Linked DNA regions of Mus musculus: region 2 is linked to region 1. Evidence: chromatin loops called from intact Hi-C (ENCODE). Cell type or tissue: left cerebral cortex. All regions are shown on one strand. Each heading gives the region's core, and the rest is flanking DNA. Links, peaks and the distances in the headings are about the cores only.

Region 1 (4,401 bases), core at 317-4,316:
TACATTGTCATGCTTTAAAACACAATATCCAGGGATCCTAAACTCATAGAGTCATTCTTTTTCTTCTAGAACATCAATTTACAACTCAAATGACACAAGTATTCATTAAATACTTTAATATAAAAGGCAAAACACACCATTGTCATTGACTCCCAGATTGGTTCCTTGGGTCATATATAGAAGAAATAACTTTGTCTTGCAATGTACCTGATTTCTACAAGTAAGGTAACCCAAAGAAGACGATTCTGCCATGAAGTTCAAGGACAACTAAAGCTTGTCACCATGGTTTACGTGTGAGTTCACACATGATGACTCAGCTGCTCCATGCCAAACCCATCCTGAGTCCTGTGTAAAACCACCACAGCACAGTCAACCTCACATTTTACAATTGCCTTCTTTATGCTGGTTTTGTTTCTTTTTGTGTTACAGTTGGCTCTCTTTGAGCTGATAAGCCATGTTAATTGTGCGAAGTGAAATCTGCCATTGGGATTACCATGAAAGACTTCTGATAGACACAGGTTTACACTTAATAAAAACCTCACAGAGTTCACTGCTCATGCTTTTCCAATTCATTAGCAAGTTAAGCAAGCCACCTGAGCTCACCTTCCAATCCCCTTGTTTCTTTCTTTCTTTTTTTTAAAAATTAGATATTTTCTTCATTTATATTTCAAATGCTATCCCAAAAGTCCCCTATACCCTCCCTCTGCCCTGCTCCCCAACCTACCCACTCCTGCTTCCTGACCCTGGCATTCCCCTGTACTGGGGCATATGATCTTCACAAGACCAAGGGCCTCTCCTCCTAATGATGGCTGACTAGGCCATCTTCTGCTACGTATGCATCTAGAGACACGAGCTCTGGGGGTACTGGTTAGTTCATACTGTTGTTCCTCCTATAGGGTTGCAGACCCCTTTAGTTCCTTGGTTACTTTCTCTAGCTCCTCTATTGGGGGCCCTGTATTCCATTCAATAGATGACTGTGAGCATCCACTTCTGTATTTGCCAGGCACTGGTATAGCCTTACAAGAAATAGTTATATCAGGGTCCTGTCAGCAAAATCTTGCTGGTATATGCAACGGTGTCTGCTGGAAAAAAACCCAGATGTCCCTTAACAGAGGAATGGATACAGAAAATGTGGTACATTTACACAATGGAGTACTACTCAGCTATTAAAAACAATAAATTTATGAAATTCTTAGGCAAATGGATGGATGGATCTGGAGGATATCATCCTGAGTGAGGTAACCCAATCACAAAAGAACTCACATGATTTGTACTCACTGATAAGTGGATATTAGCCCAGAAACTTAGAATACCCAAGATCCAATTTGCAAAACACATGAAACTCAAGAAGAGGGAAAACCAAAGTGTGGATACTTTGTTCCTCCTTAGAATGGGGAACAAAACACCCATGGAAGGAGTTACAGAGACAAAGTTTGGAGCTGTGTTGGAAGGAAGAACCATCCAGAGACTGATGCACCTGGGGATCCATCCCATAAACAGCCACCAAAACTCTGGTTTCTTTCTTTCTTTCTTTCTTTCTTTCTTTCTTTCTTTCTTTCTTTCTTTCTTTCTTTCTTTCTTTCTTTCTTTTAAGTTTTTCAAGACAGGGTTTCTCTGTATTGCCCTGACTGTCCTGGAACTTACTCTGTAGACCAGGCTGGCCTCGAACTCAGAAATCTGCCTGCCTCAGCCTCCCGAGTGCTGGGATTACAGGCATTCACCACTTCTGCCCGGTTTTGAATCCACGACATCCTCTGAAGGAAGACTCTGTTTACAGGACTGTTCTTCAAGGTGTTTTACCTCGAGTCCTAGATTCATGTTAGAAACATCCACTTCTGTTGTAATGGGGTGGCATATAAATAACAGTTCCACTCTCACTCTTCATCACTGATAGATCACATTAAAGGAGACAGATAGGACTCACAATCTAGCCCCTCTGCCTTCCCTTTCATTTCACTTATGGCATCATTTGCTGGAGAAATACTTGAAGCAGTCTGCTTGTGAGCAAAGCCACATGGCCTGATGCTTACCTCAGGTACAGTTTTCCAAGTGGGGCTTGGACTGAAGTCATCAATGTTTAGGTTACTACAGAAGAGGAAAACGGAAATTAGACACTTAAGGTTAACAATAGCAGAACAGGCCCAAAGCCATACAATTCTCATAGGGAGCCCTAAAAGCAGGCATGCATACATGTATGATCAGAAGGATGGGCACATGGAACATTGCCAGTTAGACATGACAAGGTTTACATTTCGTCAAAGTATTAAAAAACATATTACCCTCAATTAGTCAAAGAAAAAAAGTGTCGGTGTGAGTAGAAAGACTGGGAGAGCAATGCCAAAAATAGCTACGTATGGACTGCAAACAAGTGCTGGTGATTACGCACAGCTGGGAAGAGTTTAGAACTGTGTGATTAATATAGTTTGGGCTTTAGCTTCGAGCCCGGTTCCTCATTGTAAATGTGCCCCTCCCACATGTTTTGCAACACTTGCTGTAACTGTTTATTTTCTCCAGGTTTGAAAAGAAATCAGGCTGTAAACCAAGAGACAACTGAGTTCAATTGCCAGCGATGTGGCGTCACCTTATTGGTGCATTTAAGAACGATGGTTCACAAGTCATAAAATAACTCCTCCCTGGAAACACTTTGAATCAGATTCCTTCTACAAAGGTGCTTGAATTGCTGATGTTTACATAGTAGTTGATCAAGTACAGAGATCTCACAGGTTCCTGTTTGTTGAGTGCTTAAAAATATCTCCTGCGCCATCTAATGGAAACAATGCAAACTACAATCGGCTTTGGAAGACAAAAGCTTCAGGCTCTTCCACACAGATCAATGTAGAAGGGATGAAAGCTGGATCAAATAACAGTCTCTAAATGTAATGGCTTGGGGAATTGGCTGTTTTATAGTGAATTCAAACATGCCCAGAGTCTTATGATTTTACAAAGCAAATGAATTAAAACACAATATATCTATTCACAGCAGCGAACAATGGCTCTAAAAAACATTATTTGCCAAACAAAGAATTGGAATATTCCAGTCTTTATTTATTTATTTTTAAATACTAATTTATTGGCATGTTAATTTTGTGATTTTTGTCTCATCTATATTTTAAGTACAATGTCATTTAATTTTAAAGGTATTTCTCTTTTTCAAAAACTGAATTTGATGTTAGAATCTGCCCCTAGAATTTTAACTTCAGGAAATTTAAATGAAAGAGAAGCAATTTAAATTAACTGCTGTGGTAATGTTGGGGCTATTAACAAAGAGAATCACACTCCCTGTCTAGAGTCAATACAGGGAACTGTCTCCTGAGAATGTTCTACAAGGTCCAGAAGGCTATTTTCTTATGTCGACTTATACTTTTTAAACCGTTGTTCAGCATACGTCACCTTGGTCTAAGAGCTAAGTATAGTCATTACCACTTTTTACTAATCCAGAGAAACACAGCGAGCACCAGGAAATGTTAGTTCTAGAATCACTGCGTTACGGATACCACCTTAGTTATTTTTTTAGTTGCTAAGACAAAAACACATGACCAAAGCAACTTATAAAATAAAGTTTATTGGTCTTAATAGTTTCAAAGGTTGAGTCCATGACCATCCTGTCAGGGAGCATTACAGGCAGCAGGCAGGCAGGCAGCAGGCAGGCAGCATGGCAGGCAGTCATGGTGCTGAAGAAATAGCTAAGTTTAAGTGTTTTATTTATTTGGATTTTCCTTTTGTTGAAAATTAAAATTTTTTAATATAATATATCCTGATTATAGTTTTTCCTTTCTCTACGCCTACCAGTTCCTCCATACCTCCACATATACCTGGATCAACACTCTTTCTGTTTCTGATTAGAAACCAAATATGATTTAGAGATTATAAATAATATAATATAGTAAATATAAATTAAGATACAACAAAAACTAACACATAGGAGTAGAAGAAGAGCAAACAAATAAACAAACAAACAAGAAATGGAAAGAAAAGAGACCAAAAAAGGGGACAGGAATCTCATATACTTATATGCAAATAGAAGGCAGGAGAGAGAGAGAGAGAGAGAGAGAGAGAGAGAGAGAGAGAGAGAGAGAGAGAGAGAGAGGATGAATTAGAGATGGCCTGGGCTTTTGAAACCTCAAATCCCTCCCTAGAGGCACCCTTCCTCTAACAAGGTCACATCTCCAAATCCTTACCAAAGAGTCTCATCAATTAGGGACCAATTATTCATGTGTGTGTGTGTGTGTGTGTGTGCGTATGTGTGTGTGTGTGTGTGCTTGAGGAGGTGCTCTTATGCTTTAATATGTGTGCACAGGTTAGTTTTATCCTAATGATAATGGATCTATTTTCAATTGTTTCTAAACATTTAGCTCCTGGCCAGAAGGTGTTTCTCCATTAGGCTCAGAGAGACTTCAAAGA
Region 2 (4,401 bases), core at 215-4,214, 870 kb before region 1:
CTTGCAATGTCCAAAGCTCTATTCCCTAATGCTGCAACTTTGCATTTGAATGGCCATGCTTTAGGCATAAAAATAACCACAGTAATCTAAATTGCCTACATATATCACAAAATTTCTCTTGAAAATGTCAGTTTCATTTAAACATACAAAAAGTAGCAAAAATTGTTAATTTTATTACCTTTCAACCCTTCCATGGTTAGACCTCCTTTTTAATATTTTGTGTGACATAATGCAACCTAAGAAAACACAATTCTCTGTATAGTTTGGCTGTAGCACCTTCAACTTTGTAGACTAAACAAACCAGGGCCATGGAGACTTTCAAATCTGGCAGACATGCTCTCAAAAGTGAGTCTGTTAACTCCAGTAAAGCAATTTATATTAATATGCATTGCCAGTGGTAAAATTGGAATCTGTTGGTAAAAACAGGATTTGTGAGGAAAGATTTGCAACTACTAGCATTAGGATAACATGTGACAATGGTATCAGTGGTAATAGTAACAAAAGTAGCCTTTAAATTCTGAATAATGAAATGAGCCAATAACCAGAAGATCCACATAATTCAGAGAATCATTATTTTATAAAAGAATTAATGTAATGTTACAAAGCATTCATGTGTAAAAAAACACTCAAGCTGAGAAGGATCAACTGATTTTTTTTTTTTAAAATGAGGCTACTTTGTGAATTTTGGTATCATATAAAAGATGTAAGTCTCTAAATAAATTATTAAAATATTTTCTCTTTTCTAACTAGTTAATTGTGTATGGATAGACCAAAATAATACAACAATCAAAGTAACATATATTGGTAGCTAAATAAAAAAAAGATAGATAAGGAATCCTATTGTTTTCTACCTAAAGATCATGAAAGTTACAAAAACATCACATTTCTTTTTGATTCAGAAAATATTTTTCATAAAGATTTCTTTTACTAATGTAGAATGGACACCTGCCATTTAACAAACTGCCATTTGAAAATGTCCTCATTTCTAACATGGAAAACATACAATCTGCATTTAAAAGAAAAAAAACTCTCAGAGTAGTTGTGCTATGGCCAGGAAATATCTGCCCAAAAGGCTCATGTGTTGAAGATTTGGTCCCCAGATGTGGCATTATTGGGAGGTGACTAGACACTGAGGTCTCTGATACAACCAATGAGTTAATCCCATGTTAGTGCCCTACAGTGTGGTATTTTACAAGATCCCTGGGGGCCTAGTGAAATAGGTCACTTGGGACACAACCCCTTCTCCCCAGCTCTTCTCTCACTCTGCTTCTTGTCTGCCATGAACTGTGTGGCTAGACTGCACAGTCCCATTCATAAGGTTCACGTCTATACTAAGGTCCACAGCAATGAAACCAACCAACAAGTGTCTGAGACAAGAAAACAGGGATCCAGCAGCATAAATCTTTTAAGTCATTGACGGCTGGTATGTTGTCCTAGCAACAACAAACTAACACAAGTTTCTTAACTCTAAGAACCTAAGTAAGTCTTGGGAACAGCTGTTCTACAATGTACTAACAGAATGTACTAACAGAGATGTAATTATGAGTTTGTAGTGTCTATGTGCAGAAATGCTGTCATGAAATGACATAGTGCAAACTATATGATAGCTATGGCATCTGTATTCTAGAGAAGGTCTGCTACTACTATTTATCTGGACACATCAGCAACATTTTCTAAGTTATTTCTTTTCAGAAACTTCTTCAAAACACGAGCAAACCAAGTTTCTCTTGTACTAAAAATTCTAAAAGCATGTACTGCCCACACTCTTATCTTAAAACAGGGATGGCAAGCGTTCTGTAAAGGTCCAGACAGTATGTATTTTAGGCTGTGCAGGCCATATGGTCTGCACAAGCAACTACTCTGCTTGGGAAGTACGAAAGTATCCATAGACACTAAATGAATGAACAGAGTTTGTATTCCAATAAAACTTTATTTATGCAGATGAAAAACTAAACTTTTTGTCATTTTTAACATCTCACAAACTATTATCCTTGATATTTTTTCCAAACACTTAAATAAAGAAATTCATTCTGGGATGCATCTGGCCCACAGGTTGTGTGAGCAGCAACTCCCTCTTAAAGCATTGCCAAGAGACTGGCTGACCTGCCTTTGTTTGATTTGTTAGATGGGTGTTTTGTGTGCTTTCCTCTCCACTTAACTCATGGGAGGCAGAAGAAAGCAATCATGGGAGGCAGAAGAAAGCAATCATGGGAGGCAGAGGGAGGGAGGAACCTGGGTGGGTGAGGGGAAGGGAGGGAAAAAGGGGAACATGATCAGGTATTGGAGGGGGGAGCAGGAGAAAAGCCCTGGGGGCCAGCAGAATGAATGGGAATATGCAAGCCTGGGGGTTGGGGAGCAGGGCCAGGGATCCTCTTGGAGACAGTGGGGAGGACGAATGGGATGAGGAACTGTGGAAGGGCAGACCTGGAGGAGGGTAATGACTGTAGAAAAATAAAAGTAATAAAAAAGTATTGCATGGCTATTTTCAATTTTCAAAAGAGGAGTTCATTGAAGCACAGGAATATCTTAACTAAATTATGACCAAAACAAACGAACACTGCTTGTAGACAAAGTACCAAATGGGCAGCACTTTTGGTTTCCAGTCAATGAACAGTAGCTTTTTGAAGTATTCTACTGAGAGTCTGAAGAAAATTTTGTAGCACATAGGGATGACAAGGAAGGGGAAACATCAGTATTATGTTTGTAGACAAAAGACAAACAAATCGTCACTTTAATCACTGTGAAAAAAACTTCTAACATTTATCTTTTAATGTTAAACCCATTCTCAGGATGATTTCCTAGATCCAGACCATCATTTTTTCCTCCATAGGTAAAGAAAATTGCTTATAAGAAAACATCTGACAATCTTCCTCCCTTCTTCTGAAGCTAGTTGGGTAACTAGCCTCTGTCCCATACATTCCCTACCAAAACAATAAATAAAATAGCATGATACTTATGAAAACATACTAAATGTATCTATTTTTTTAAAGTCTTAATGTTCACATTGTGATTTCAAAAAGTTCTATACTAGGATACTATTGTTCAGATGGTACATTCTAATCTAATGGTTTCTGAAATGTTAAGCCTCTCTCCCTAAATTTATTCTACCAAAATAATTCCAAATAGTCCAAGCTGCCATTTTTTAAAGAAACAATTAGGCATAAAAGTGTGCATGCAAGGCACACTCTTGCATGCTGTTTCATGCATTCTTGGTGTCATTTTCTGTATCTGGAAAAGAGGCAGTAACTTAACCACACACATGCACACACATACGCATACTACATATTTATATATCTATGTGTTTTGTTTTTTTCCCCCTCATGGAAGACCTAATAATCCTTCCTAGCTTAAAGTTTCTGGACTAAACCTACAACCTCATATCTAACCTTGAACAAGCAAACAAATCCTTCACTACCTCTTTCCACATCAATAAATTAAGCAGGCTAATTCAGTGTCCACATTTTTCTCTAGATCCATAATTCAAGTCCAACTGTAGAAAATCAGAAACTCTAATCACAATCAAGCATCTCAGTAGCTTATGCACCATTTCATGTAAAGTACTTGCACTGATAACTAGCATTAACTGCTTCGTTTTCTTACCACTAGGAAAAAAATTAAAACAAGCTATAAAAAGGATTTGAAATTTGGTAGAACAAAAAAAAAAAAAAAAACACCCAAGACAATCAAATCAAAAACACTTTTCCATATAAAGAAAAGAAATTTCACCTAAAAGATTGCCTTTCATGTAATTTGGTTTTTGGCACCAAATATTAAAATAATATAACAATGCTAGTTTTATACACAATCACTTCTGGATTAAAAACAATACTTCCTTATTCATTTGAAAGTAAAAACTCATTTCAATCAACTAATTAATTTCAATATGACTGTGAAATTGTACCACACTTATATAAAGTAACAGCAGAGGAAAAACAGGCCACTAACTTGGATGTTAAGTTCTTAACAAAATGTTAGCAAACACAATCTAATAATGTATTTAAAAAAATGAAAACTAAGACACCACATCTTACTTCAGCTATGCAAGGCTAGTTCAGCATTCAAACTTAGTCACTGCAGTCTAGTGAAAATTAATATAAGCACATAAACCAACACAGAAGAAACATCAGATAAAATTTAACACCCATTTATAATTAACAACAACAGCATACTTGGAATTAAAAAAAGAACTTCTTCAACATCATAAAGAGGGTCTAAGCGAAGCCCAGCAAGGACATTATACTTTTTTTGAGACAGGGTTTCTCTGTGTAGCCCTGGCTGTCCTGGAATTCACTCTGTAGACCAGGCTAGCCTCGAACTCAGAAATCTGCCTGCCTCTGCCTCCCAAGTGCTGGGATTAAAGGTGTGCGCCACCACGCCCAGCTCAGGACATTATACTTAATG

Evidence for each region. A loop is a pair of places that touch in the nucleus more often than their neighbours do. Peaks named below come from ENCODE experiments on the same cell type or tissue, not always from the same donor. Only the 100,000 strongest peaks of a DNase experiment are listed, where the experiment ranks them.
Region 2: it touches region 1 in a loop (4-fold over the local background); 2 of 42 quality-filtered maps call a loop at or near these places.

Annotation. Positions count from the first base shown.
Region 1 is chr2:48,000,343-48,004,743 of GRCm38, reverse strand. No RefSeq gene overlaps it. Among named protein-coding and RNA genes, the nearest start is that of Gm52576, 170 kb to the right of the region's middle. In left cerebral cortex, for the core only: a CTCF peak has its summit at 2,774 (motif pointing left); DNase peaks (open chromatin) are centred at 2,416 and 2,763.
Region 2 is chr2:48,865,809-48,870,209 of GRCm38, reverse strand. All of the region lies in intron 1 of Acvr2a (activin receptor IIA), which reads right to left. Among named protein-coding and RNA genes, the nearest start is that of Acvr2a, 54 kb to the right of the region's middle. In left cerebral cortex, for the core only: no CTCF peak of the experiment used is centred there; DNase peaks (open chromatin) are centred at 1,521 and 1,788.